Regions from separate parts of the Mus musculus genome. Here region 2 is linked to region 1. A link is a loop called in an ENCODE intact Hi-C map of the cell type or tissue named here. Cell type or tissue: heart. All regions are shown on one strand. Each heading gives the region's core, and the rest is flanking DNA. Links, peaks and the distances in the headings are about the cores only. Region 1 overlaps Tead4 (TEA domain family member 4). Region 2 holds the start of Nrip2 (nuclear receptor interacting protein 2).

Region 1 (15,903 bases), core at 4,045-12,044:
GCTGCCTGCCTTCCTACCTGGCCTGTTCGCTGGCAGTATGTCCAACCTCTGTCAGTCAGCACACCCCTGGGGCACACCCATCCCCTCCCTGTCTCCAGGCCTCTCCATTCTCCCTCGGAATGTTCCTTCCGATCCACTTGTCTTCTCTACAGTGGTCAGTGCAGAGGTCAGACCTCAACAGCCTCCCTTAAAGTGAAGCTGACCTTGGGTACACACACACACACACACACACACACACACACACACACACACACACACACCCAGCACTTCCCACTACCTACAAGTCTCCTTAACTGGTTTCCAGTCACTGCCCTCCCCTCAGTCCAAAGTAAACTCCTAGCCACCCTGTCTATTCTGATCATGGACGCATTCCCAGAGTCTGCCACACCTCAGAAGTCAAACAACCACTCACAAAACAAATGAAAAAAATACAACCAACAACCTAAGCAACTTCCCAAAGCTCTCTGGGCCTTGTTTTTTCAGTCTTTAAAATAGGAAAGCAGGGCACAGTGAGGAACACCTGTAGTCCCAGGAAGCTGAGGCAGGAGGATCACTGGAATCAATAGCCCAGGCAAGAGAGGAAGATCTCACCTAAAAAAGACAAATGGTTTCAGCACAGTACCAGCTTGGCAGGATAAGTGAGGTTCCCTAAGTCAAGTGCCATGTTAACTTGAATGGAGAGGCAGTAAGACAGTCTTATATGGTGACTTTCCATTAGGCCACTGAGGTCAGTTAACACAGGAAAAACTTAGGACCCACACTGGGACCGAACATCTGAACGGACCTGCTTCCAATAGGAAAAGGTTATACCCTTCATGTTCCAAAAAGGCTGACTACATACATCGAAGTCTGAAATGTCTGAGGCTGGGGCTTGCAGGAGCTCTGCTCCTGGGCGGCATAAGCAGGGGAGGAGGCCAGGGCTAGGATGTTGGGGGGTGGGGGGGAGGGAAGGGCTGCAAACATAGGCCTGCACGTGGACTGGTGAATCCTGGTCACAAGGTCAGGGATGCAGTAGTCTTTCTGGGACCCTGGCCCTGTTTGATAGCAGGACCTTTACATAGTGCAGTAGGAAGGGAGGAGGCCTGGGTCTAGCCACCATCCTAACACGGTAGGGAGCAGCATATGGGTTAAATTGCTCTGAGTTAAGGAGAAGGAATTTGGGGCTACAGAAAGACTGGGCGGCTTGTCCGTCTTCCTCATCTGAGATGCAGCCAACCTCCTTCCATATGCCTATTTGCATACTTCTGGCATAGTCACTTAGCCTGTGTCAAACCTTGGCCCCAACACCAAAAACCACAGAAATAACATCAATAAATATTAGCCACCTTCCTCTCATAACCTGTTCCCTCAAGGACTACCTCTTCCCTGAGACCCTCGGATTCCTCCTCTCTGTGACAGGCAGTTACTGTAGGGACCACCCCACCCTAGTGCATATAGCTCTCCAGCCAGGGTTCTTAGCTGGAGTTGAAGTTCTCACGGTTAGTACCAATGCATATTTATTGAACATGTGGATGTGCTCAGCACTGTGTGAGGCACTGTCCATACACGAGGTAGGTGAATGTTATACCCATTTTACAGATGGGGAAACTGAGGCACCACAACATTTTTTTTTTAAAGGTTGCACACCAAAGTCAGGCTAGACTGACTCCAGAGCCCTTGTCCCTCACCTCTGTAGCATCACCACAATGCTGCCCTGCCCATTTCTGCATCCTCACAGATGCATCCCTGAGTCCTGGATACACACAAACATGCCCAGGTTGTATCTTTCTTCCTGAGGCTCCAGACTATTAGAACTGGCTCCAACTGGGGAAAGCAGACACCAGAAAGCCTTGAGAGGGCAGCAGAGAGACAGATCCAGGCCCTCCAGAGTGAGAGAAGCAATGGGGCTGAGGATTAGATTATTTAACTGGCACCGCAAGACCCGGGTACTTTACAGACACCCTCCCTCGTCAGTGCTGAGCAGAGAAGAAAAGAGACTAATAGAGAAGCCGAGGAGCCTGTGGAGGCCAGGCAGCTGGAAATGCTGGCCCTGAGGCAGGACGCCCTACCTCCAAGCCTTGCTTCAGTTTGGAGACCCTGCCCCCTGCAGGGCCACTGCAGAAAGAACAAAGCCACCCGAGTAGCTCTTACCCAGTCTCCCTCCAACAACTATGTTGCAGCCACACCTAAACCCAGCCCTGTTTGCAGGGATGGAGCCTTCTGCAGTAGCCATTCTCAGGCACCGATGGCAGGACAGACAGACAGTGTACATAAAGTCACCCACAGCATCTCTGGGTGTGTGACCTACGTGCAATCTGTCCTCAGGCCACTAGGGTGACCAGCAGCAGGAGTGTGAGGTTCCAGCAGCTGAGAAGGGTCTTGAGCTTTGGTGTCTTGGTGATATGCCTGGCTGAGTCCACCGGGGTTCTGGTTCCTTGGCTGTCCTGGAGTACTTTGGGCCATTGCTTCCAGCTTGCTTCCTGATGCCCCCTTCTCCCCTGCCCTTCTGGGCTCACACAGGCCAAACTAGCTCCTCTGAAAATACTTGACACCTTGGGTTTATTGGGGGTTGAGCACTGCAAGATCAGGCAGTTTGCTCCTGGTAAGAAGAGACCTGGCAACTCTGCTTGGCTCTCTTGGCACTTCCAGGGGACTGTCCCTGAAGGTCCCCTCCCAGGTCCCCATGTCCTGGACTTGTCCCCCCTACCATTGCTCTCCAAGTCTCTCATTCTTTCACAAGTCGGTAGATGTGGTGCTGAGCCCCATGCTCGCTGGCTGAAACTTCGAAGACATATGCAATACACAGCAAGGTCTCCTGTGTGTCTCGGTTGGTGACCACCTGCAGGCGAGAAGGTGGTGAGGGTCAAAGCCCTGGATACGGAAGCTGCCGTCGGCACCACCCGCTGGGCATCTGCCCCACATCATACCTGCAGGATGGTGAAGTTCTCCAGCACACTGTTCATCATGTACTTCTCGGGTAAGTGTTTCAGCTTGTGGATAAAGTTGATCATGTACTCACAGAGAGGGGACCGGTGGATGCGGTACAAATAGTGGCCATTCTCATAGCGGGCATACTCCGTCTGTAGAACCCCAGGGACAACAGAGGCTTAGAATCCCTTCCCCTCCAGCCCAAGCCCAAGTCGGCAGGGATGTCCCAGGTAGGGTCATCCTCTCAGGTTCATGGGCATGAATGAAGCCAGGCCTCTCCGCCTCTCCCTTTTGTCACTGACCAGACAGGCAGACACTTCCGGGAGACCTGGAAGTAGCCGAAGTAGCAGCAAGGAGATAGGGCAAGTGAGCAGGCGTTGTTGCACATGAGGCTGAGGTGGGGGGAGAATAGCAGCGCCTTCAAGATGGAACTGCCACGTGCATGAACCTTGGTAGTGGATACTGTTGGCCTAGGAGCTAGAGGGATGGCATGTGGGATGATGACTGGCTAGAGCCACGGGCATCTCAATACCTCGATACGTTTAACAAAAGTAAATAGCTAGAGGAGCTTTGTAAAAACTGCCTTTGCCGAGGCAGGACAGATAGATGCTTAGCCACAGTGAGCCCGGGCATCCATCTTTAGCAGCAAACAAACAAAACACGACACACTTGCAAACACCCAGTGCTACAACTGGACTACGCTCCCAAGATGGAGAGCAGTGACATGAGTGAGCATCGGTGGTGCTAACACGTACGTATCGAAAGCTTCCTGGCCATTCTAGGATTGGGATTGCAAAGCAGCGGTCCCTTTTCATGGTACCTAGCTGTTTGACATGAGGTGGCTGTCACCCCCAGGTGGAGAACAGCATCAATTCAGTTCCCCATGGGCCAAGAGGTGACCAGACTAACACCATGCACAGTGTTAGTCATTGCACAGACAGGGTCATAGACTTTAGGGCCACAGGTATGCTGGGATGGAGGCTTTGGTGCCATTTTGTCACTACACAATAGGATGGGAATGTCACTGCAATTGGAACCAGTGGATGATAAAGACAAACTGATACTTCCTTAGAGATGGGGGTGGGGTATTAACACAACCCCAAACATCCAACAGGAAGTGGGGGTGGGGGAGGTGTGCAGAGATCAACACAGGGCCTCTAAGCTTGTGCTCACCACCAGGCTGCCTGCCCTGAAGAGAAGCAGGAAATTCTGCCCCAAGTGTAAGGTCTCTGGGGCACTCCACAATTGAAAAGTGAGCTCTGTGCTTCTGGGTAGGAGCATCTAAAGACTATCTCAAGGAAGGAGGAGTGGAGGGGAGGAGGGGAGGAAGGGAGGGGGGAGGGAGGGAGGGAGGGAGGGAGGGAGGGAGGGAGGGAGGGAGGGAGGGAGAGAAGGAGGGAGGGAGGGAAGGATGAAGGAAAGGAATGAGGAAGGGAGAGGGAGGGAGAGAGAAGGAGGAAAGGAAGGAGGGAGAGAGGGGGAGAAGGAGGAATCAGGGATTGATTGAGGGTATTCTCAGTGGTAGGGTACTTGCCTAGCACACCCAGATTCTTACAGAAACCCCAACAACTGGAGCAAAGGGACTCCACAAGTTTCCAGCACTCAAGGAGTAAACAGCAAACCCTGAACACCCACCTCCCCTGCCTCTGCCTCTAGAGAGCTGTGTACCTGGGAAAGGCCTCTCTCCTAGCCCCGCACTCAGCTGTCAGAGACACAGATGGATTAGGGAGAAATCCTTGGGCTAGCCTGTGCTTTGGCCCTGCTCTAGATGTGGGATGCTTCCAAGGAAGGCTTGAAAGGAATCCCAGCCAGAAGACTCAGCCAGGGCTCTGAGGTGCAGGACAGGCAATTAAATCAGTAACTTACCAGATGCCTCATGCCCAACCCAAAATATGCACTTCCTTAAGGGCAGTGAAAGGGGCATGGCGTCCACCTCTGCCCAGGGGCCCCCTTAGCAATCCTGGCCCCAAGAGAAGGCACACAGCCCACCCTTTTGCCCTACACCCACCAGGGAGGCTCCTACCTCAACTTTCTCCACCACTTGCTTGCCAAATGAGCAGACCTTCGTAGAGCAGGTGATAATCATGTTCTCCGGGCTCTCGTACTGGCTGGAGACCCCATAGAAGGCGCTGCCCTCGTCATCGATGTTGGTATTGAGGTCTGCCTGCCGGAGACAGGGGGAGATGGGGTTGTTTGCAGGTGTGTCCTTAGGGTTCCTAGTGCCCAGTGCACGTCTTGGACCAGAGAACAGGACTTTAAAAGAATGGGGCAGGGACAGCAGAGTAGCCTGGGGCAGAAAGACTGAGTTCTAGATCATCCTGAGATATATACAAGACTCTGTCTGTCTGTCTGTCTGTCTGTCTGTCTACACATGCCTTGACTTTAAGAACGTACACATTTTTACCTTGAAGTGGCCAATATGGGGATGTGGAATTTTTACAGGAGTTACGTGTGTTTAGCATAGTATTCTTGGTACATTGTGGCTTCAGAAGGGCCAATGTTAAAACTGCTTCCATGGCTAAGCAAAGAAAATCGCCTGCCTATTCGTTTTGTGCTGGTAAGGAACAAAAGGCATAATTGGAGTGTGGTGTCTGTGGGTACTTTAAGGTTTGGGGCACCTGTTAGGCTGTGGTACAAACATCCAGTGGATGGACACACATTGACATCCTGTGTCTTCACATGCACACCCTTTACCAGTGGTCCCTAGGCAGAGCTGTAACCCAGTCTGCTCTAAGGGAAGAAACAGTTCATGGTCCATTATTTGTAAGGTTACGTGCTACTTGCTTTCATTATTTTTGCTACATAGTTTACTTGTATTTAAATGTTTTAGGCAATCTAAGAACAAATGCAAAAGTCGAGACGCAGCAGAAATGAACTGCTGTAAACAAACTGTAAACAAAGCACAGCTGTAAACAAAATCCCAAGGATTTAGCTTTTTTTTTCTTTTTTTTTCTTTTTTAGCCTTTTCTTTTTAGCTTTTGTGATTTTTTTCTTTTTTGATACTTGCTTGACATGTATGTGTTGTTAAAAAAAAACAAAAAACAAAAACAAACACATGGAAATAACTTGAGATGAGGCCTAGCTTTGTTTTGATGTCATGAAATTTTCGTGAACAATCCAAACACAACTGTTAAGAGCACATGAATTAAAGTTTGTGTAAGTGGAATAAAAGTTTCATGAATGAGCTTTTCAACAAAAGTGTGTGTGTGTGGGGGGGTAAGGGGCAGGACTTGGGTACAACTCAGAGAGAACCTTTGTCCTGGAAGGACCAGAAAGAAAGAAGAAAAAGAAAGAAAAAATTGGTACAGGGCAGTCATAGGAAAGCCTCTGCTACCCACACATCCTGGCTCGGTGCCAATCTTTCTGGTTTGTTCCCCAAAACAACAAGAAATAAGTTCATAGCTGCCCACATGGAGCGCATGAATTAATTCTTGGTTGCCTATTGTATTAGTTACTTTAGGACTGCTGTGACTATCACAGACAGCCTAAGAGAGGAGGGGGTTATCTCGCCATCTCAGACCCTCACAGCAGGGAAGCATGGCAGATGATTCCATCTGGTGCTAAAACATGAGACGGTGGCTGTTCACATGGCATGGGGCAGGAAGCTGAGGCCACAAGCCCAAACCAGGAGTGGGTATAAACTTCCAAATAGAGCCACAAGCTGAGGACTGAGCATTCCAAATGCCAATCTGTGGGAGCCACAGATTCAAAACACGTGCCTGGCCCAGAAAGGCTCATGTCCGTCTCTTACTACAACCACATGGTAGTCAGAAGTGTCCAGAGTATAGTCTCTTCTGAGGTAGTCTGAGCTATGAACCCTGCAAAATCAAAAAGGAAGCCACATAGAGCTATAGACCTTACACCATCAGAAGGGAAACCACACAGTTCCCACTCAGCATAGAGCCAAAGAGACATCCCCATGTCGACGAGAAAGCAAGGGAGAGCAGCAAGAAGGAACTCGGTGCTGGAAAGTCAGTGCATCACAGAACTTGCTGCGCTTACAGAGAACCTGAGCTCAGCGCCCAGCACCCACAGTGGGCAGCTCAGCGCCCAGCACCCACAGTGGGCAGCTCATGCCCTCTTCTGCTCTCCTCTGACCTCCATGAGCCCCCAACCCGCAGCACATGTGCTCACATATCCACAGAGACATATCCATAAAATCTTCAAAAAAGAAAAAGGTAGCGACTTAGCAAAGCAAACATGAAATTCTACAGCTCCATACCTAATGTCCAGGGCTTAAGATGATATATCTGAGGTGCAAGAGCTCGGGCATCCCAGCACCCATGGCTCTGCCATTTGCAGCTACGGCCTCTCCCAGGAGCTGGCTCCCCTGGGTACCTGCGGCTTTCTTCGGTAGACACCCCACATCCCCAGCAGTTTCAATGTCCTTAGGCTTCTACTGGAAGTTAGTCTTCCCTCACATGTCAGAGAAGCCAGCCCTTACAGGCACTGTGTGGCCCCACAGGCTTCTTTCTCAAACCTGGTGTTAACCCATGACCCTGCAACTTCTGCCTTTAGCAAACACATAGATAATGAACGGCAAGTTCTGCAGCTAACAAGAGATAAATGGGTCCCCACAGACCACGGCACTTGTCCTCTGGGCACCCATGTGGCTGAACTTGGTAAACGTTTCCAGAAGGACGCCCCTTCGGCTCTTTAGTTTTGGGGGGGAGGGTTTCTTTTGCTTCATGGTGGGCTTTTTAAGAAAAAAATTGCTTGTTAATTTTATGTGTATGAGCACAGCCACGCCAGAGGAAGCATGTAGAAGCCAAAGGACAACTTTGGGGTAGCAGTTCTCTTCTTCCTCCATGTGAATCAATAGACTTGGAGGCAGGGGTGTATACCAAGCCATCTCACTGACATTCTTTATTTTAATTAAGAAGTTCTTTTAAACATGTGTGTGTGTGTGTGTGTGTGTGTGTAGTGTGTGTGTGTAGTGTGTGTGTGTATGTATGTGTGTGTATAGTGAATATGTGTGAGTGTGTGTGTGTGTGTGTGTGTGTAGTGTGTGTGTGTATGTGTGTGTATAGTGAATATGTGTGTGAGTGTGTGTGTGTGTGTGTGTGTGTAGTGTGTGTGTGTATGTGTGTGTATAGTGAATATGTGTGTGTGTGTGTGTGTGTGTGTGTAGTGTGTGTGTGTATGTGTGTGTATAGTGAATATGTGTGTGAGTGTGTGTGTGTGTGTGTGTGTGTGTGTGTGTGTGTGTGTGTGTGTGTGTAAAAACATGTATTTGCCTGGCTGGGTTGGCTTGATTCTGTTTGGCATGAGGATTTCTAACCCCACCCATTTTTCTACAAATGACATACAGAAGACCAATTCTTTGTTTTGTTCTTGTTTTTTCAAGACAAGGTCTTGCTATGTAGGTCTGGCTGCCCTGGAATTCACCACGTAGACCAGCCTGCCTCCTAAGTGCCAAGATTAAAGGTGTGTACTACAGCTGCCCATCAACACCAATTCTCTTTCCTTCCTTCATTTTACCCTAAGCAATACAGTCATGAAAACAGTGATTCGGGGTTGTTTGTTTTTTTGTTTGAGATGGAGTTTCTCTGTGTACCCCTGGCTGTCCTGGATTTTGCTCTGTAGACGAGGGCCTCTCGAGCACTGGGATTAAAGGCGTGTACCAGTACTGCCCAGAAGGATGACTCTTATGTGAGACTTCTTCACCTACCACACAACACCGAGGGAACTGCCACATGGACCAGAGTGCAGGCTGTGCACTGCCAATCCTGAGGCAGGTTCTGAGACCTACTATTCTTGTGCAGAACCCAGGAAGGTCTGGGTAGGAGTTGGGCGCACGTGACAAGCAGTCTTACACCACTAGGTGACACTCAAGTACAAGTTTTTCTCCTTTGGCACCTCCTTTCTACAGCAAAATCTTTGTGTACGCTGACAAGGGAGTGTTGATTATGCTGTAATTAAGGTAGTGTGGGAGAAATATTATACACACACAAAGAGAGGCACATGCACACTGCTAAGAAGGGCTAGCCTTCACCACTATGGATGAACGAAACTTGCTGAAGGAGGAAAGCAATTATGGAACAGTACGAAGAGATATTTTTTGGAATGTCTCTGCACTATGTATGGTTTAAGTGGAGCCATTCATTAGAAGGAAGAAAACGCAAACAATCACTGCAGCATCCGAGCTGATGTTTAGCCTCTGAAACAAACAGTCCCCTCTACTGAACACTCTCTATCCCCAGGATGGCTTCAGACTCCCCACTCCGTGTCCATCATAATCCAGTGGGAAAGGGCAGCTGCAGGGCGTGGAGCAAGGCAGGGAGAGCAACCCATGAGTCCTGGAGGAAGTGGGTCAGCCATGGCTCAAGTTCTTCTGGTGACAAATGAGGTGAGCAGGGACCTGAACCCAGGCTCTCCCCCACGTTCTCAAAGTCATATGAGCAACCCAGGAGACCTAGTATGCCAGACTGGCCTGAAAACGTTGAGAGACTTAGTTTATGCTGTGACTAGAACAGGGCAGAAATGCTGACCACTCATCAACAAGAAAACAAAACACTGTCATGACTCCCAGTGGTCTGAAAAGTTACTGAGGCCAGAGATATGGTAACAATACTCAGATGACAGACATGTGCTCACAGGACTCTGACCAATGCTACCCTCATTAACCACACCAGTCCCTCATGGTGTCTTTGCTTGAACCAAGAACTTGCTGTGTAGTCCAGGCTGACCTCAACCCTCATTCCTTTGACTTCATCCTCCTGAGTAGTAGGATTACAGGTATCCACCTAATTTCTTATCTTTTGATGATACTTGTGGGCTCATGATGATGTATGTGGACTCATGTGTGTGTGTGTGATGTTGTACTGTGGGCATGTGTAAGTCAGAGGACAATTGCATGAGTCAATTTTCTCTTTCAAGTATGTGTGTTCTAGGAGTTGAACTCAAGTTATCAGGCTTAAAGGCAAGCACCTTTCCTCACTTAGCCATATCGCTGACCCTTGTGATATCTTTAACATCAATTTACTTTCCTTTTCCTTTTTCTTTTTGGTTTTGAGACAGGGCTTCTCTGTATAGTCCTGGCTGTCCTGACTCACTCTCTAAACCAGACTGGCCTTGAACTCAGAGATCCATCTGCCTCTGCCTCTGCCTCTGCCTCTGCCTCTGCCTCTGCCTCTGCCTCTGCCTCTGCCTCTGCCTCTGCCTCTGCCTCTGCCTCTGCCTCTGCCTCTGCCTCTGCCTCTGCCTCTGCCTCTGCCTCTGCTGGGATTAAAAAGTGTGCTACCACCACCTAGTGACATAAACTCTCTTTTATTTGTAATTTTACCCTCAGCAATACAACCATGAAAACAAGGACTCTGCTTGTTGTTGCTGTTTTATTTGGTTTGTTAAGATATGTCAGTAGATGTAGCACTTATAAGACATCCCCAAATACCATGCTGGGAACACCCAATACCAAAGAGCCTCTCCAGCCACACACAAAGACAGCCTGCCCCTATCTCTGCACCTCATGCTCATGTGACTTGTCCAGGGGAAGGTCCATGGGGGCAAGAGTCCTGTACTCTACAAATCTTACTCAGTGGCCACACACCAGGCCTTTCAATAAAGGTTGGCATGTAGCTCTGGGCGGTGCTGTGACAGATGTAAGACACCTCAGTATAATACATATATATTACACACACACACATATGTACATATATCTATATATCTATATATGTATGTATATTGCACATAAATATATGTATGTGCATATATATACATATATATGTATATGTATGAGTGTGTATATGTGTGTGTGTATGTATATATGGTGTATAGGGGTATAGGGGTATATACTTTACCCCTGAGTCCTAGACCTCGACTTGAGACCTGCAAACACTTCAGTCACCTCCCACCCTAGGATCCTTTCAAAACACCAGTGCTTCTGGGGACTATGGGGCAAGAAAAGGCTACGGAATATTTGTGTATTATGAAAGAATTTGTAACAGAGAACAAAGTAGGATCCGTGAGATAGGGAGGGGCCAGTGTCACGCTGATCTTCGAGGTGGTGGCTAATGCCAGAGGACCCCTTTCAAGGTGCCTCGGCTTGTCCTTGGGTTCCGGGATCCATCCCACTTTACCACCAGCTCACCCTGCAGCTGTAGCCCAGGACAGCTGTTCCTCTCGGTGGCCAGCCTTCGGAACACACTACCCCCTCCATGCACCCTATTCATAGCTGTTCCGTGAGGGTGGGCAGCTCCAGGACTGGGCCTGCAACAGGTGTGAGGGATCGGGTGACTGACAGATGAGCAGACAGCCTTGATTGTCATGTGTCTGGGAGGAATGTCGGGCCCAGAAGGGAGCTGTGGAACGGATGATGGAAAGGCCCAGGGAATTGTCCTGGCTCCACCCAGTGTGCCAAATGGCACGCCTTCCCCTGACAAGGACAGGCAGCCCCTGGTAATTTTCAACTGGTTATGGAGCACGGGGTTTCCACTTTCCAGCTCTCTCTGACCTCCGCTCACCTTCCCTTAAGGAGGCAGCACTCAGGTTGAGGATAAGATCTCATCTGAGCTCCCAGATTGAAGGCCATGAGAATAACAGCTAACCTTTAAGAAGGAGAAACAGAGGCACAGAAGCCAAGACTTACTCTTAAGATGCAGCTCTCTAGAGGAGTGACTGGGGCTGGAGAGATGGCTCAGTGGTTAAGAGCACTGACTGCTCCTCCAGAGGTCCTGAGTTCAATTCCCAGCAACCACATGGTGGCTCACAACCATCTGTAATAATCATCTGTAATGAGATCTGATGCCCTCTTCTGGTGTCTCTGAAGAGAGCAACAGTGTACTCATATACATGGGATAAATAAATAAATCTAAGAAAGAAAGGAAGAAAAGGGAAAAGGGAGGGAGGAAAGAGTTTAAAGAAAAGAAAAAGAAAGAAAGGAGGAAGAGTGACTTAATCTCACAGGAACCGCTAAGCCCAAAAGCCAGCTGCCTGCAACAGGGTGAGGGCTCTCATAGCCACCATGTGCTGCGCTGGCCCAGGTCCAAGACTTGCTATGGAGTTTGTGCTGCCAGAAGGCAATGGCCTTGTGGGTTTTTAATACAGCCCTATCCAAGCATGTCTGTGGGACCTGCCCAGTCAAACTTCTGGCATCTGAGCTGTCCCAGCACCCACTTCTTCTGTCAGTTCCCTCCCCCCTATCCCCTAAGGGAAGGCAAAAGAGGAAATGGGCCTAACAAGGTAACAGAGGGAGGCTCTAACTCACTTCCACCTGGAAGACTTTGCCAACGTTTCCTGGGAAGAAGGTTAAGATCTAGAAAATCAAATGGCCCCATTGCTCCCCTGCATGATCTCAGTGAAGTCTGACCTCGTCTCTGTTACCAACAACATCCCTTGGCATCCCTTGGAGTCTTTCAAACAATCCACAGCTTCCTCCCAGGACCAGGGTGAGCACCAAAGCTGTGTCTGGGGGGCATTGCCTGACCTTGGAGCCTTACTGGTGAGGTCTGCTGTCTGGCTCTAGTCCTCAGCAGACTGGGTTAAGTCTGGTAAAATTGTCTACTCTGATCATGTTTCCCTTTCTCCTCTGAAGACAAGATTATCCACAGATCCACCTTTGGAGATGTGGCAAAAGTCAAAAGTGAGAGAGTCCATGTGACCTCATAACGCGAGTGCTCCTGTGATCTGTTGTCTTCCCTGAATATACTGAGAAAGGCCACAGGAATAAGAGACCCAGCCAAGGAAGCATGCCTCAGACTGAAGCCCTTGTCTGCACAATGTGTCAGTTTCTACTGTTTGTGAGATGGAATTCTAAGATGAGCCTTATTTGAAATGTGTCTGTAGATAAAAACTACTGCCACCAACTGCACCAGGAAGTAGCTCTCAGCTGTATAGGGCTTACCTGGCATGCTTTGTACAGGGATTGCCTAGCATAGGCAGGGCCCTGGAATCCCTATACACAGAACATACGTACATACATATGCATACACACATGTGTATAATTAATATAATATATATGTTTATATATATATATGTATATATATGTATATATATATATATATATATATATATATAGAGAGAGAGAGAGAGAGAGAGAGAGAAACTACCAGCCTACCAGCTAAAAGAAGGCATGAGCTGTCGAGAAGGACCCTAAATATGCCTTGTCTTCCAAGGTATAGCACTGATAACCACATCTTGCACTGACAGCTGGGTCTCCCTTCTGACCCCAGTCACATTCAAGGGGCAGCTGGACCAGCGCTGAGAAAGCCACTAGTTAACATAATGCACTCTGGAGGGGAGCCCAGGACTCCCCCCTAAACACATGAGAAACTGGAGGCTGCCTGTTTACCCCAATGATTCTAACTGAAACCCACAGCAAAGCGGCCGAGTTCACATCTCCCTGGTTCATCAGAGCAAGGTGCAGCCATACAGATAATTACACCTGGTGTAGGACTTTAGAAAGGAACCCACAGGGAGCTATATAGGATTCTTTCCTAATGTTTGCAATGTGGAGATAATGGTTGGAATTCCGGTGTCCGTGACCTTGAGAACAGAAGCCACACACTGAGGATGACAAGGAGAGAGGACTCAGGCTCCTGGGCTATTACAGAGAAGTCAGCTCATCCCTGGAGGCTCCACCACCAGGCTTCTTCTATAGGAATGGAAAACTACTGCTTTATGCACTGATGATGCCTTGGGCTTTGGATAATATGCACTCAGATATAACCAATCCAAGTTAGACGACAAGAGAAGCAAGTCTCCACGAAAAGAAACCAGGCAAATAAAATGGAAAATATATAAAAAAAATTAGTAATTGAGGGACTTACCTTGCAAGAATAGAGCTTGAATTCAACCCTCAGAATCCATGAAAAAGGACCAGGCTCAGGGCCACACTTGTAATCCCAGATGGGGTTGGGGGAGGTGGGGAAGGGAGAGAGCCCTGGGGCTTTGGTCTAGCCTACTTAGTGATCTCCAGGACAAGAGACAGTCAACACACAAACATAGTGATGACTCACACCAATAATCCTGACACTTGGGAGGCTGAGACAGGAGGATCACTACAAGTTGGAGGACAGCCTGGGCTGTATCATGAGTCACAGATTAGCCTAGACCATTCAGTGAGATTCAGTTTCAACTCCCCTACTACCTCCCGAAAAAGAAAAAAAAAACAAAGAGCATAAGCCAGGGACTGGGGTAGCATTAGGGATTTGGCAAAATGAAGGAGAGAAATTTTCAAAGAAATGACACACTTAAATGTCCGGAAATGGGAAGACTCTAATCTTATCATTAAAGATGCCTACCAAGTTTAGAGCTAACGATGGGAAGAAAGACAAGATATAACCCAAAGATCATCAATATGAAATTGAAAACACAGAAATCGAGGCGATATTAAAACTTTCAGAAAGGAGAAAAGCAGATCATAAAATTCCCTATGTAGAGTGAATCAGAACGGCACCAGGCACACACATCACAAGACAAGACAGGCATCACACGGCAGCAGAGCAGTGTGTTTACAAATGGCTGCTATACGCTACATGATGTGGTGGACACTTGTAATCCCAGAACCCAGGAAGCTGAGTCAGTTTTATAGGGTGGCTCTCATGGGGCCATCTATAAAATTTTAAGAATAACTTCATTTTAAATCCCCAGTTTACAAAAAAACCACATCCATTTACTTATAGGAGAAAGAAAAGGCACGTAAGAGAGGAAACGTAGTCACAGCATAGCCTTCAGCTCTTTGCAAACATTGTGTGGCTTTTGCTCAAGGATATAGGACTCGCTCCATGGGAGTAGTCTCAGGTAATGGAAAGGGATGTGAAGCGGGTTTTTATTCTATAATGAGATAAATCTAGAATGCCTTAGTCATGACACCAAGATAAAGTGACATAAATGTTTACTAACATAGGATATAAAACTTAAAGAAAGATCACAATTTAACCCTCCAGGTCTTAGGAAGGAATCAGTACAAGAATCAAAAGCTTTTCCTTACTTATTAAAGACTTTTGGAATTCATAACTATAAACACACTTGTCTAAGATCAGTGGAATGCTATGTAGCACAACAGTAGAGCAAGCGCTTTATATATAAAGCCCTGAGTTGATCACCAACACACACACACACACACTGCATATTTCTCATCCATATTAATTAAGCCCTAGAATTTAAATTAAGGACCATCTAGAACCATCACCTTAGCTGCTCTATTTTTTTCTTCTTCCTTTTTTTTTTTTTTTTCTAGACAGGGTTTCTCTGTGTAGCCCTGGTTGTCCTGGAACTCACTCTGTAGACCAGGCTGGCCTCCAACTCAGAAACCTGCCTGCTTCTGCCTCCCAAGTGCTGGGATTAAAGGCGTGCGCCACCACTGCCCAGCTGCTCTGTTTTCTATTACTCTGTCTCAGGTACCTTTCTTCAGACCTCCCTGCTCCTTTCTCCTGTTTCTCTTCATCCATTGCTAGGGAAGAAATGGCCTTCCTCCTCTCTGCCTAGCAGATCCTGCCGACCTCAGATCCAAATCCAGGCACCAACCTGCTTGGAGAACCAGCTATTCCTGCAATCACAGGGCAAAAATGGCACACTGTCTATCTAGGTAAGACCCCGGGTCTCTAACACAGCACTGTAGTCTTCTGTTGAGAGCCAGGTGCTGGCTCAGCAGTAGGAAGGGCTGAGCTGGGCTGGGCTGGGCATTCCTAGGCAGGGACTAAAAGCCACCTGGGATATTGTATCCACCTTCACTGTCAACATGTTCTTTCCAAGACGAGAGACTCCCAGTTTACCAACAGGCTCGGGAGCAAATTAGACTGGGGTGGAAGTAGATAGAAAGAGGAGCCAGCTGGCAGGGCTGTGGTGCAGCTCAAAGGTAGAACACTTGTCTACCAAGGCTGACATCCAGGCCTCCAACCACGGTTCCAAAAAACAACAACAACAACAACAAAGCGAGCAACTAAATAGAGTGCACTCCATAGATCTAAGGAGAGCATCTGGGTGGTCCTCTGTGGCAGAGACCACAGGGAGCAGGGAGAGTCAGCACTGGATCCCAGGCCTGGTGTAAGAAAAAAA
Region 2 (15,004 bases), core at 7,005-15,004, 180 kb after region 1:
TCAGCGTCTAACAGGGAAGATCTCAGAGGTGAGTATTACTAGAACGTTCCTGATCTCTTTGCAATTCGAGAGAGATATTGGGACTGACAGGGAGAGGCCAAGCAAGGAGGGTGGCTGATGGCAGATGGAGGAGAGGTGGGGAGGCCACTCTCATACTGTCCCTCTCTGGCCAGCACCTCAAACCCTAGTAGCAAAGGACAGCAGCATGAGAAAAGAGCTGGGTGGCTGACTGTTCAGAGACTGGAAGGGGACAGCAGAGCCGGTCCACAAAACACAAGAGACAAGGGACATGCATGCCTGCTTCCCCACACATACCAAACATGCGCCCCCACACAATGGCACTCACCTCTCTCTGATGACTTGGCACAGCCTCCTGACAGTTTACAACACCCGCGTGCGCGCGCGCGCGCACACACACACACACACACACACACACACACACACACACACACACACACAACCATCCACCACCCACTCTGAGCAGGACCCCAGAGCTGCAGGCTTTGCAGCCTACCAGCTGCAGGCCCTGCTCGCCCTCCCTCTCCTTTAGGGCTGGGTTTTTCCAGCCGGAACCTCGCTCCCTCTACTGCAATCTCTGGAAACTGGTGTCTGACGCGCTGCTCTCGCCTATTATTTATTTATTTCTTCTTTTCTTCCTGCTGAGACCCTCCTGTCAGAGGGAGAGCCGCAGTCCGGAGACAGAGAAAGGCAGAAGCTATAGGGGGAGCTGGGAGCAAAAAGGAGGTGGAGAGAGACTCCCATACACCCTGTCTGCTTTCCACAGAAGACCATGAGCACCGGGCAAGAGGCCAGGAGAGATGAGGGAGACTCCAGGAAAGAACAGGAAGCTTCGCTTCGGGACCGAGCCCACCTGAGCCAGCAGCGCCAACTCAAACAGGCCACCCAGTTCTTGCACAAGGACTCGGCTGACCTGCTGCCCCTGGACAGCCTCAAGAGACTCGGCACCTCTAAGGACCTGGTAAGGACCCTGACCCTTTCTCTCCTCTTCTTCATATCCTGTGTTTGGGGTGAAGGGAGGTGGTCTAAAGGGCAGAGCCTCAATCTTCAAATTTCTTTCTCCTGTTGAGATGGGAAAGATGTTTCTGCCAACTTGCAGCCCCCCAATCCTCCCCAGATCCTTCATTGGGAATGTTTCTTGGCCTGGTGGCAGTGAGGGTCCCTGGGCTCATAACTCAGCTTCCACCGTTTTCCCCCCTTAAAGCCCAAGGCTATCCTGGGGTAGTGGAGAGTCATGTTGTTCAGCGCAGCCTAGAGGACCCGGGATTCCCAGGGAATGGACACATAAGGACAGTAAGGCCTAGAGGATCCGTCACCCCGGGGTTATGACTCCTACTTCTAGATTCCTTCAAAGCTGCCCACGAATTTGCCCCATTCCTCAGACCTGCCCCCACTTTTGCCCTTTCCCCCCTATCACCCACTTACTGAGGGTCTCCTGGGCAATCAGGGGTTCATATGGCTCTGACCTGGACCTGTCTGTGTCCTTATGTCCCTTCCTCCCAAACCACTGCAGCAATTTTGGCCCCCCAGAGGGAACAGGCCGAGGGTGACAATGAGGAGGTAAGGGGGGCTAGGGTCAGCGTGCAGTCTTTGCCCCCAGGGATATAATGGTTAAGAGCACGGGCTTTGGAACCACCTTGCTTGGGACCAAATTCTGGCTGTAATTTGGAAAGTTGTCTCTGTGCCTTGTTATCTCCATCTGTTAGAAAGGAATAAAGTTGCGAGCATCCACCTGGTAAACAGGTCACCTAGGCTTCCACATACTTAGCACTGTGACATTGCCTAGCTAATAGCAACACTAAGGGAGACGATTGGGAATGCTTCTAGCTATGGGTCCTTTTAGCTTTTGAGTTGCTGGGGCTTCTGGGGGGTCCGGAGAATCCAGAATTCCATCCTGTGGGAGCTGCTTCTTCCTGGGGGGTAAATGCATTCTCTGTTGCTTTAACTGACCTGGCTCTGCCTTTCTGTCCTTCTCCAAGTCCCGTCTCAGCAGCCCAGAGAACACAGGAGACAGTTGAGGAATAGGGAGGGATGTGAGAGCAGGTTCTTTGATGTCCCAGGGCCTGGGCCTTGTGCTTCTTCATACAGTCCTACACCTGTCTTGCTCTGTGGACACTACCACCTCAGAGTAGCAAGCTCAGCCTTTTCACACCAGGGTTTCTCACCTCTCTCCTTTGCCTTACCACCTGCACGATCTGCAGCAGGTAGCGCCTATGACTTTGGGCATGAAGAAGCAACATTCTGGAAGCCCCTCTTCACGATTGGGATAGCCCTGACACACACTTCCCACAGTGAGGAGCCTGGAGTCACTGTGGAGAGAAGGGCATGGGAATTGTTTGGGTCCCAAGCTGGCTGTGCTTTCCCAGAACAGCAACTCACTGCCAGGGTCTCCTGAGGCCAAGGGTAGAAAAACAATCCCAGGCTCCCAGGGTCAGGTGGAGGAGTGTGTGGAGCTTGGGAGGCTACAGCCATTCTCCAGGAGACTTTAATTTGTTCAGAGTCTCACTATGTAGTCCTGGTGGCTTGAATCTGCTACATAGCCCAGGCTGGCTTACAACAGTGCCTTTTAAGTTTATAAACAACAGAATTAACCATACTTTAATTCTGAGCTAGGGCTATGTAGCGCAGGCTGACTTCACCTTTGTGGTGATCCTCCTGCCTCCCCACTGCTGAATGCTGTGAATATAGGAGTGTGCTACCATACAAGACTAAAACCAACCGTTTTATTTTGTGTCTTTTTCCTTTTTATTTTTAGTACTGGGAATGAGACTTAGGTCCATGTGCATGCTAGGCACATTTTTCTTTGACTGAACCATCCCAACCCCCAAGCCACGGAGCCTCCCTCTTTATGCTGAACTAGGCCCTGGGACAGAAAGATGAGCAAGACAGATCTGACTTGAAGGCCCTTCTGGGCTGCAGTGGGGGTGAAATCCAAAAATAACATCTGTGAGAATCAAGACCGAATGAGCTACAAGGGTGGAGAACGATGGAGGGCAGAATAACGCAGAGGCCAGTTCTGCAGGTGGAGTGAGAGGTAGAAGGAAGGCCCTTCTACTCAATAGAGCATAGGGAGCTATGCGTACAGATTGGCCTAGTGAGAACTGGGAGGAGGGGTTTCCAGGAGAGGTGAGCAAGGATAGAGGCTGGGGTGGAACACAATCTTCCCCGGGGAAGAGGCCTAGCGTCACTAGAGTATGAGAGCAGTGTGGTGGACAATCCAGAAAGACAATAGCCAGGTCGCCTAGGGATCAGTTCAGAAAATACAAAAACTGGGAGGAGCTGCTCATATCTTTAATCCCAGCACTTGGGAGAGAAAAGAAAGCAGATCTCTGTGAGTTTGAAGCCAGCCTGGTCCACATATTGAATTCCCAGTCAAGGATACATAGAGAAACCCTGTCTCAAAAAAAGAAAACAAACAAACAACAACAACAACAACAACAACAACAACAAAAACAAGACAAAAACAAAGGAGAGGGTCTGGAGACACAGCTCAGTGGGGTTAAAAGCATTGCTTGCTTTTCCAGAAGTCCTGGGTTCAATTCTCAGCACCCAGATGGCAGCTCACAACTGTTTGTAACTCCAAGATCTGACACCTTCAGATTTAATTTAATGAGATTGCAAAACAGCAATGCTCATTTTAAAAAAACAAACAAACAATAACAATAAAAAACAAAAGTAGGCTGCCACTATACTTGTGTGTGTTATTTGTGTGTGTGTGTGATGTATTTTATATAGGAGAATAGCACTTAACAATTTGTTTTCAAGATAGGTTCGCACTATGCAGCTCTGGCTACATGCCATGTAGACCAGGCTGGCCTTGAACTCACAGAGATCCACCAGTCTCTTCCTCCTTAGTTCTGTATGGGCCACCACATCCACACCAGTTACATTTTTTTTTTAAAGGTAGTCGAGGGTGGGCTTGAACCCAAGGCTGTTCCGCTTCAGTCTTCTGAACACTGGAGATGTATAGGAATACACCACCCAATCTGGCTTGTAAGGTTGTGTTTACATTTTACTTAAGCATTTCTCAAAATTGAATGTATAGGAGTCTTATTGAAACAAAATTAGGGGTTAGGCTGGTCTTGATGACATACACCTTTAATCCTAGATCTTGGGAGGAAGAGGAAGGTAGATTTGTAGTTCAAGGCCAGCTTGGACTACAGAGAAAGCTCCAAGTCAGCTACAGTTACATAGTAAGACCCTGTCATAAAACAAACAAAATGTCAGGTGATGGTGACACATGCCTTTAATCCTAGCACCTAGCACTTGGAAGGCAGAAGCAGGAGGATCTCTGAGTTTGAGTCCAGCCTGGTCTACAGATTGATTCCAGAACTACCAGGGCTACACAGAGAGCTCCTGTCTTAAAAAAACAAGTATAAAACCAAACCAAAACCAAATCAAATCACACCAAACAAACAAACAAACCAGATAACCAAACCAAACCTAGTCCGGGCTGGGAGAGCAGCTACTCAGTAGAGCATTGGCCAGGTATATGCAGGCTCCTGGGTTTACACCCTAGCACCAGAAAACAACAAAACAAACAAAATTCTAGATGCAGGTCTGAGACTGCATTTCAGACAGGCTTTATCATGTCATTAAAGTTGGATCGATAGCTTAGAGGTTGCACTTCCAGAGGACACAGATTTTATTCCTAGTACATACTGGCAGCTCACAATCATTTGTAACTCCAGGTCTAGGATATCTGACGCCCTCTTCATGGGCCCCAGAAATGCATATCAGCAAAACTCATAGACATATCCACCCCTTTATATCTTAATTACATTCACATATAAATTCTATGTGTGTTGGCTTGAGGACCACACTGTGAGTAGCAGGGCTTTAGCTAAGTCAGTGTAGAAAGGCAAGTTTTGGAGGCAGGCGTCTGTGAGAGGGGGAAGGTGTCCAGTGGCCCAAGAGAATTGTGGGAGTCTGGATACAGCAGGTGTCCTTACAAAGAAAGGAAGCCAAGCTGGTACAATACAGGATGGATGAGAGCAGCTACAGATGAGAGGCCAAGGCCAATCGCTCATTATTCTAGCCTGCATTTTTTTTTTTTTTTTTGGTGGTGGTGGGGGGTGTCAAGATAGGGTTTCTCTGTGTAGACCTGGCACTTGTTCTGTAGACCAACCTGGCCTCGTACTCACAGAGATCTGCTTGCTTCTGCTTCTCTAGGGCTTTTAAAGTCATGTGTCACCACGGTCTGGCTCATATCTTCTGCAATCATATTTTAAAATACTTTTTGAGGCACTTGGGCCCGGCTGGCCTCAAACTCAAGGATGACCTTGAACTCCTGATCTTCCTCCCTCCAACTGCCAAGGGCTGGGATGGCAGACCTGTGCTACCACGAAAGAACTGTATCACACTGGAGCTAGTCATGCACCTCTGGGCAGGTGCTAGGGGTTGAACCCAGGTCCTCTAGAAAAGCAGCCAGTTAATGCTCTTAACTGCCGAACCATCTCTCAGCTACTTTCTTACTGCTCCTGTCTGGGGTAGAGCTGGGGCAAGCATTCTGTGGTTTGCAAGGTTTAAGATGGGGAAGCAAGTGGCCTGTATCCTGGGCTTAGACTGCTTTCACTATTTTGGGATGGAGCCAGCAGCCACACAGTGTGATCCAAAGACGCCTGGTGGAGGGAAACCAGAGGCGGCTTCAGGGGGAGTCTCCCCTGCTGCAGGCCCTGATCCGTGGCCATGACAGCAGCAGGACCAGTGCGACACAGGTTCCAGCTCTGCTAGTCAACTGCAAGGTAAGAAGACTCCCAGTGCACTTTTGACTATCGCTTACCTGCTGAGCCCGCTCACTTCACAAGCGTTCCCTTCTGCTGGGCTGTCGTCAAGAGATGGAGAGAAGGCGTTTCTCTTCTTTTCTGGACCAGCATCTACTTTTCTGTCTGTCTTGTCTTTCTCCTCTGTGTACTGCCAGATGTCCACACCATTGTAGTACTATATGCCCTCATGCTTTTATCAAATTATATTTAAATGTTCCTTTTTGGTACTGCACACATTGGAAAGGTATGCATGTGTACAAAAGGCTCACATTCCAAGGTGAAGAAAAATCTCAGGCTATGTATGTTTGTGATGCCACGTGCCTGCGTGTACATGTGTGCGTGCAGTGGCCAAAAGAGGCTGCTGTATCCTCTGGTATTGTGAGCTGCCCAATCCAGGGACTGAATTTAGGTACTCTTAAAGAGTGGCAGATGTTGTTAACCACTGAGCCATCTCTGTGGCCCCCAGGCTCCTCATCTCTAGAGCCACTGGAGCACCCACTTGCTGGTGGACAATCCCAGTAAATGCCCACGTCCTCTTTGCCCAGAAATCTTACTTCCTAACCTCCAACCATCCCTTGTCCACATTCTATTTTTTTAAAAAAGATTTTATTTATTTATTATATAAGTACACTGTAGCTGTCTTCAGATCTTATTACAGGTGGTTGTGAGCCACCATGTGGTTGCTGGGATTTGAACTCAGGACCTCCAGAAGAGCAGTCAGTGCTCTTAACTGCTGAGCCATCTCACCAGCCCCCACAATCTATTTTTTAAGGCCCACTTCTGATGCTGCCTCCTCCTTGAGCTTCCCTCTGTCCCGCAAGAACAGCTCCCTGTCCCCCAGGCACACTATTCATGGTCCTTTTATAGACCTTACAATGTTCTACCATGGAGTGCAGTCACACTTCATCTCCAACACTGCCAAGGAATAGTACTCATTGAAGTATCTACTAGCCATTCACCTTACATAGTAGATACTCAATACATGTTTGGAACAGGAAAACGGATTTTTTTGTGTGTGTGTGTATCTAGGTGTTTACCTTGATGCCTGTCAATATCCCAAGGCATTCTTCCCTGTCTTCCTGTTTCCATTCTTGGTCACCCAAATCCGAGTGTCCACAGAGGAGGTTGGTCTTTGTAGCCCTCTCCTTAGACTGCAGCTCTTTGACTAGAAGGCCTCGAGGTTCCTCTAAACAAGTAGCTCTGGCCCTGAGCTTTCTTACCATGTGGAAATGTGGAGTATGACTTCCTTGGTTGGTTTCTGGGAGTCAGTTTCACTTCTGAAAACTCATTCGTCCCCCTCATCTCTTAAGGAGGCCAGCATGTTGAGAGTTCCGCCCAGTCCTCCTGGGGGGCTTCTCAACTCATCACAATCCTTCTTTCTTAGTGCCAGGACCAGATGCTTCGAGTGGCTGTGGACACAGGGACCCAGCACAACCAGATTTCTGCTGGATGTCTCAGGCGCCTGGGGTAAGAACGCAGCCTAAGCCTGTGCACAGTGGACGGCATTTCCGCCCCTTGCCACCCCCTTTTTGTTTTTTGATATAGAGTTTCCCTGTGTAGCCCATGTTGGCCTCAAATTCAACAACCTTTTTATCTCAGCCTCCTGCATGTGGGTTTGACACTACAGGCCACATTGGGTTTGGGGTGGGTGTTTTCTCTTGGGGGTGATGAAATATCTTCAAAGTATCTATTGAAGATGGCTGTCAGTGGCTCCTGTCTGTAAACCTAGCATCTGAGGGTAAAGAACTAGGAATCCAAGGTCAGCCTTGGCTACCTAAGATATCTGAGACAGCCTAGGCTCCACAAGACTGTTTCAAAAACCACAGCCTCCCCCCACCAACCCAAACAAAACCAACAACTGAGAGTGAACCTGATGGCACAAACGATCTCAGCACAGCTATTATGTCGTCTTTAACTGGGGGAGGTTGGTTGGGCAGCTCTGGCAGGAAACAGCTGAACCTTACCTGGCTCAAGGAATGGAAAGGCAGCCTAGATCAGTATTAGCATTTTGTTTGTTTTTGAGACAGGGTTTCTCTGTGTAATAGCCCTGGACTCATTTTGTAGACTGGCCTGGCTTCCAAAGCAAGTGATCTGTCTGATTCCCAAGTGCTGGAATTAAAGGCCCACACCACTATACCTGGACTTTTTTTTTTTTTTTTTTGGTTACATTGGCTTTGTAACTTGGGGTTGTGGGGGAAGGGGCTGGAATTGGAGACTGTTGTGGCTATAACTCTTGCTTTCATTTCAGGTTAGGAAAGAGGGTCCCAAAAGCCCCCGGTGGGGATGTGGCACCTGAGCCACCAACTCAGGTAGAACAGCTGGAGTTAGAGCTGGGGCAGGAGACTGTGGCATGCTCGGCCCAGGTGGTGGGTAAGTCCTCTCATCTCTTCTACCTCTCTTCTGAGTGGTTTCGGCTCCTGTCAGCGCAAGCTCCCAGGACTCGCATATTGTTACCCATTCTGCTGATCTCGGCTGCAGGGGTAGGGGGTGGTGAGGTGGACTAGACCGGAGAGGGGCGAGTGCTCAGAGAAGGGCGGCAGTGGTCATACAGCCAACCTTGTTTTCCAATGGTTCCTGCAGATGTGGACAGCCCTGAATTTTGCCTGGGACTGCAGACCCTGCTCTCCCTCAAGGTAAGACTTGGGCCTGACCCAAAAATGCTAGGACAGGTAGAAGGCTCAGGGTGGAAGCCTGGATCAGGCTGGCAAGACTGAGAGAGTTGTTGAAAACTCGAAACTTGCTTAATTATCCCCCAAAGGAAAACTAAATGGGTTCCCTCCCTGAAGGGGCAGGGCCATGGGAGCAGCGGGAGGCAGAAAGAAGGGAGCAGGTATGAGCTGGCAGGGAGGTGACCACACATCCGCGGTCCCCACGGCAGTGCTGCATTGACCTGGACCGTGGAGTGCTTCGGCTGAAAGCCCCCTTCTCGGAGCTGCCCTTCCTGCCTCTGTACCAAGAACCTGGCCAGTGACCACTGTCTCAGCCAGTCCCTAGGGCGACACCGTGCCTTAGGGAAGAATGTGTGGAGTGGGTATTACCTGAGCAGGGCATCTGGAGACCACTGCATTAATTTCTTTTCTCACCACCCTGACCCCGCAGTTGGCCACCTCCCTCTCTGCTTCTTCATTGCTGCCTTCTGCCCTAGGAATTCCTACCGAGAGTATCTGTGACTCTGAGGCCCTGGTTCCCCATTCTCTCTTATCCCTTCCCAAGTGCACAACCAAGTCACTTACAGAAAAGGACCTCCAGCAAATGGGCTCTAGACTTCACCCTGGCTGTAGAGGTCAAAGTTACCTACTGCCTCCACTGGCCTGAAGCCCATCCCAACCTGGCCTTCCTCACACATGCCCCTTTAATCCTGTACCCATCTGCTTACAGCTGGGTGGGGGTGACAAGTAAGTAGGACTTGGTCTAGAAGGTACAGCCCCTGAGCTGAGGGCCTGCGGTCAGTAGCCTTTCTGGGTGGCAGATGTCTGGGTGTCTGACTGGTCAGCCTCTCAAATCGTGGTTAGGGGAAGAGAGACAATGATATATCTAACCCAAACCAGGGAACTGGGTCCCTTACATGGGAACTAAATACAAAGCCTATAAGCCTATGGTAGACCAAAGAGGAACCAGCATAGAAAGTGTCACTTTCTTCACTTTCTTCACTTTCGAGAGGCTCTGGGAGTGGGGTTCCTGGTCTCTTTCCTGACTCCTCCCTCATTGCAGCGCTTTGAGACAATGTCCCTCCCAGTCTGCCTCCTACTGCTCCATTAAAGGCAGACCAGCCCAGGGCAGGCCCTTAGCCTGCTTCTGCATCTGAATAAACACAGTTTCTATGCGCAGGTGTTCTGCCTTGGTCTCTCCCTCCTTACCCCCAGGAGCTTACAGTACCGATGCCCTCAGGGGCATAGGACACCCAAGCTGGAACACAGGCCTGTGAAGTACACTCTACACTGTTGTGCTGTACAGATATACAAGCAGTTGTAATAAGTAAGTGTTACCTCCGCTGTGAGGTAAATCCTGGACTCTGACATTCTCCATGTTCCTTTACTCTATTCATTTAGTTCAAAAGCCCCGAGGGCTGGGGAGACAGCTTAGTGGGTTGGAGCATTTGCCATGCAAGCATGAGAGCCTGAATCTGAGACTTAACACCCAGCATCACACCTGTCTGTCTGTAACCCCAGTTCCAGGCCTTCGACACCCTTACACAGTCATAAATACAGTCAACACACACACACATACACACACAGGTGTGCGCGCACTATGGTTGGTCTGAAACTACACAGACCCACCTACCTTGAACTCAGAGATCCAGCTGCCTGCCTCACTTATAGTCCAGATTGGAGAGCTGCATCAGATTGTTAACGCCTTTTTGTTTTATTTGAGATCAGATCTCCAAATGTGACCCACGCTGGTCTCAAACTTGCTATGGAGCCTTGGCTGGCTTTGGACTCATGATCTTTCTCTCAAGAACTGGGAGTACACTGGTGCACCATCATGTAAGACAAACTGTGAGCATCTAGTTTCCGACAGGCAGTCATGTTTGGGAAGCAGGTGGGTGAGGCTCTCAAGCAGCACGGTACTTTAGAGAACGGCAGTGCTGGATACAGCTGAATGGCAGAGCACTTGGCTGGTGTGTGAACACCCCTGGTTCCTCCTTTGCACACAGAGACATACAAAACAAAACCAACAAACAAAAACAAAACCAGAGAGAGATGATGACAAAATGAGAAAGCCCTGACCTAGTTGCTTCAGTAAATGGAAGAACACAGGAAGATGAGACAGGAAAATACCCTAAAAGAATAAATACTCTGCCGTTCATTCCTGCAATAACTGCGAGTGTCAGCTGCCTGGAGCTATGCTGTGAAAATCGGCACTCAGCAGGGGGAGGGGGGCTCACCCCATGCTCCCTCAGTTCCTCAGGCCTGAAGCCTTTCAGGTGTTGGAACATAGCAAAGGTTTGCTGCCTTGTCTCACACACAAGTCGGTTTCCTGCAGTGAGAGCAGGGAGCATGAGAAGGAGCCACGAGCAGAGGGGCAACCGATGGATCTCTTCATCACAGGCTCTCGGGGGGGGGGGGGGGGCACATCCATCCTCTCTGAGAACCCAGTTCTGCTCCTTCCTCTGTAATACACACTCCCCATCCTCCAAGGTCATGGATCGCTCTGGGGTAGGGTTGGGGGCTCGGAAGGATCCTTCACCAGCTAAGTGGTCGAGCCCAGCTAGGTGGGGTCCTGGAAGCTTGAGGGGGTACACTGTAGTGGCTGGTCCGGATGGTAGAGAGTCTGATGAAGCAGGGTACAGACTGCAGGGAGATCTTCAGGATCTGCAGGCCAAGCAGAGACTGGTGAGAGGCCGTCAGGCGCCCAGGCGCAGGCCCGCTGGCTCTGTTGACACTCACCCACACGCAGCTCCTGCAGTAGGCGGTGGTACTCGGGCTCAGCCTCCAGCAGCTTCAGAAGGTTAGTGGACTCCATGCGCTCCAGCTGCACCTCCCAGTACACGTAGATCTTCTGATTGAAGGTGACATATACCAAGCAGGGACTGTTGCGGCCCTCTTTGCAGGCGTACTGGCCTGGGAGATGGGGGCAAGAAGAGAAAGACCAAGGCTTAGTCCTGGTGTCAGGAGGAGGACAGGAACAAGACATCAAAGTCTTCTCATCTTAGTGATCTGGAATAAAAGAGGCAGCTGTGCGAATGCAAGGGGTAGGTAACAGGATGTCAGAGAGGAAGGCCTGTTCCTTTCTTCCAAGGCACACATCAACCTTTCAGGTAACTGCGTGTTTTCCAACTCCTTCCATTTATTGTGGGGTCCTGGAGTCCGAGCCCACAGCTTTGTACATGCCAGCTCTACCACCGAGTAACACCCTCAGCCCATTGTCACTTTAGTGGCCAGATACACCCAAATAGCCACTGCTGCTTTTCAAAGTCCGCAGCTGAGGACTGTGGGGAATACCCTGGAAGTGTTTTCCTCAGCTTGGCATGCTCGGGTGGAAATGTTTTCCCAGTCATCCCATCCTCTATGTATTTAAAGATGGAGGCCACACTGTGCTTTACTTCGTATTCCAAACTACCATGCTAGAGCTGGAGAGATGGCTCTGTACACTGGCTGCTCTTCCATAGATTGGGGTTCAATTCCTAACTAACATCTACATGGTAGCTAGCCATTGTCTGTAATTCTAGTCTTGGGATATGGTGCCCTCTTCTGGCCTCTGTGGGTACTGCACAGACACGGCACATAGACATACATCCAGGCAAACACTCATACAGGTAAGAATAAATAAAAATTTCCTCCTAACAAACTGTCAAGAGGGCAGCATGGCACCCACCCATGACCACTAGTGACAGCTAAGGAGCCCATTCAGGCATGAAGACATCTTTCAAGGGCGACATTGAACAGGAGTGAGTCAACCACTTTCTGGCACATTTACTAAGCTGGAGTAGCTGAGCTTAGTTAGAGGCCACCATCCCACCTGCACAGAAGGCACGGATATTTTCATCCACTTGGAAGCGCACAACGGTGCGGTTGTGATCGATGATATATGTCTGTCCATCCCAGGCACAAGCTACCACCTCCTCAAGCCCATTGCCCTGAAAAAGGTCAAAGACAGGATGCCATTTTCATAAGAGACTAGTCAGATGTAGTGTCATACGCCTGTAATGAGTGCTGCAGAGGCCAGAGGCAGAAGCCAGCTTGTGCTACACAGCTCATAGCAAGATGCTGTGTCAGAAAAGAAAAGAAACGAGAAAAAAGATCTGATGGTGGAGTGGAAGCCATCAGGAGAGACATAAAGGACCATGAACTTGACTCTGGGTGGCAAACTATAAATTAGGGTATTTCTCCATGTGCCAAGGGGGCAACAGGCAATCACTGACTTACTCTGCCTAATATTCAAAGCAACACTATGATGATGTCAACATTATTCTCAGTTTTATCTGGGAAATTTCTGCTAAGAGGGATAAAGTCACGTGTCAGGATCACAACCCAAGTACAGGTCTGTTCTGGTCAAAGCCACCCGGCTTGCCCCCGTGGTAGTATAATCAGTGTGGGCCCATCTGGCAAATGAGGGGCCACAGTGATATCACACAGACTCATGGACAAGGAGAAGCAGCACAGACCAAAACAGACCACGCATCTGTATTCATGACTAATAACCCACGGCTAGACCTAGTGCCTGTTCTCTGTTAGCGCTGCTATTTGGGCTGACAGGCCTGAAAATGATTTTCTAGTAGACTCATAGAGAAGAACTAAATTGTGTGCTATGAGGGCACACTTGAGCGTGACAGACACACTCACCTCAGGTCTGAGGAAAAGGCTCAGTGTTCACTGGGATGTGAGAAGAGCTGATTTAAATGTCTGCTCCTGGGGTGGGCTGGAATGATGGCTCAGCGATTAAGAACACTAGCTTTTCTCCCAGAGCACCTGGCACCCACAAGGTGGCTAACAACTATCTGTAAATCCACTTCTAGGGGGTCTGATGGTCTCTTCTGGCTTCCATGGGTACTAGGCACACACGTGGCACACAGACATATATGCAGGCAAAACATCCATATACATGAACATAATTAAACAAATGAATCTCAGAAAATGGCAGAAGTCCACTCACCGTGACATCCAGCTTCTCTAGGGCAAAAAGCTGGTGATCCACCTGCACAGACCACAGCAACTTGTCTGCTTCCTGCATCAGCTTCAGTGTCCCTAGAGGAGGAGAGGCGAGGTGTGTGTGTGTGTATGTAAATGTAGCTGTGAGTGTGCGTGTGAGTGTACAGGAGTATGTGAGTGTATGTGTTTGTCAATGTGTGAGTGTGCGTGTGTGCAGACCCCTCAGGCAGATCCCCACCTCACCCAGCCTAGGACTACTCACCATCCAGGGTGCACAGGGCGAAGAGGCCTGCGTTACCACCTTCAGGGTTATGACCTACGTGGGGAATGGAGGCAGGAATGAGGGCAGGTCCTGGGTCTCCTTTCTCCCAGCACTGCCTGGTTCCCTCAGCTCCTTCCCTCCTTTACCTTGTCTGATGTTGCCAATTAGGTGAGTGGAGACGTTCTTGTTGTGGATCCGGCCAGATGTCTGGTGCAGGACTACATCTCGGGCAGCTGGGGTCTCCCTGTGGGTGAAAGAGAGACTAGGCCAACAGAAAGCCAAGGGAGCCGAGTTCCTCTCTGCAGGAGCTTCCCCAACTCCAGAAGCCCACCCCTGACTCTTTCAGATCCATGGAGCAAATGGATGGGGCTGCCAGAAGGAGTCCTGAGACCTGACTGAATGGTTCAAGATGCTCGCATGCTTTAAGGTTAAAGGCCCAGGACTCCTGTCCCTAAACAGCCTTTTCTAATGGGCTGGGCTGGGGACTTAGATGGTGGAGCCCTGGCACCTGCAGATCTGTCTCACCACCATGTCCTTATACTGATGTACCAGCCACCCATTCCCTTACCTACTGTCTCCTGTGGCCTCCTCAGAGGCAGGAGGGGAGCCAGTGTCCTTGTTCCAGGTGCACAGCAGAACTGCATAAGCACACCCTGGCTGCGACACAACCAACTCAGGCACACCCAGAGGCCCTGGGGTCACAGAGAGACTGTCTACCTGCACCAGAGAACAGAGTCTTAGTGGGAACAAAGCAGGAAGGAAGGAAGGGAGGGAGGGAGGGAGGGGGGGGGGGAGGGAGGGAGGGAGGAATGGAAAAGAGGGAGGGAGGGAGGGAGGGAGGGAGACAGACTCTGCCACTAGGAACAGGGGAGACAAAGGCAGGGCTTCTCAGAATTACCCTCCAGCTCTGACAGGGACAGGAGTTCTACGGTTCATGAATGCCTGTCTGCTACCATCCCCTCTTCAGTCAATCTGCTTTCTGCTGGGTGCCCAGTGGCTCTGACCTGGTTCACACCACACACCTCACACACTGAATTCTCAGTCCACCATTCCTTGCACTCTAGACCTGTTACTAGAACCCCACTGGGACCTTGTCAAAAATGACCCGGATCTCTCTCAGCAAGGACATCTTCCTTTCTTCCCTGATGGCCCCACTTTCCGTAAGCCTTTTCTGTTCACCGTTCTTACCTGACCCTCCAGCATCCACTTCTTGAGGGACACCAACTGCCCTGCCAGGTGTTCAGGCCCCTCAGCCAGTTCTTCCCAGCGGAAGGCCCGCACCACACGGTCTGTGTATCCTACCACCAGCTCGTAACACCCATCTCCATCTGTAGGCACAGAAACACAATGGGTTTGGAGCCAAACCTCAA

What was found. Peaks named below come from ENCODE experiments on the same cell type or tissue, not always from the same donor. Only the 100,000 strongest peaks of a DNase experiment are listed, where the experiment ranks them.
Region 2: it touches region 1 in a loop (5-fold over the local background); 12 of 42 quality-filtered maps call a loop at or near these places.

Annotation. Positions count from the first base shown.
Region 1 is chr6:128,225,662-128,241,564 of GRCm38, forward strand. Tead4 (TEA domain family member 4) reads right to left here. Exons shown (of 12, transcript NM_011567.2): 10 at 4,931-5,071; 11 at 2,907-3,059; 12 at 1,482-2,818. The coding sequence ends at 2,705. Among named protein-coding and RNA genes, the nearest start is that of 9330102E08Rik, 50 kb to the left of the region's middle. In heart, for the core only: CTCF peaks have their summits at 8,714 (motif pointing right) and 11,660 (motif pointing left); no DNase peak of the experiment used is centred there; H3K27ac peaks cover 180 bases.
Region 2 is chr6:128,399,323-128,414,326 of GRCm38, forward strand. Nrip2 (nuclear receptor interacting protein 2) reads left to right here and starts at 444. Exons shown (of 6, transcript NM_021717.2): 1 at 444-979; 2 at 5,613-5,762; 3 at 7,168-7,250; 4 at 8,032-8,153; 5 at 8,364-8,416; 6 at 8,662-9,613. The coding sequence starts at 791. The coding sequence ends at 8,754. Itfg2 (integrin alpha FG-GAP repeat containing 2) reads right to left here. Exons shown (of 12, transcript NM_133927.1): 5 at 14,823-14,962; 6 at 14,203-14,351; 7 at 13,781-13,878; 8 at 13,635-13,688; 9 at 13,377-13,468; 10 at 12,243-12,360; 11 at 11,171-11,344; 12 at 10,122-11,095. The coding sequence ends at 10,992. In heart, for the core only: no CTCF peak of the experiment used is centred there; a DNase peak (open chromatin) is centred at 11,989.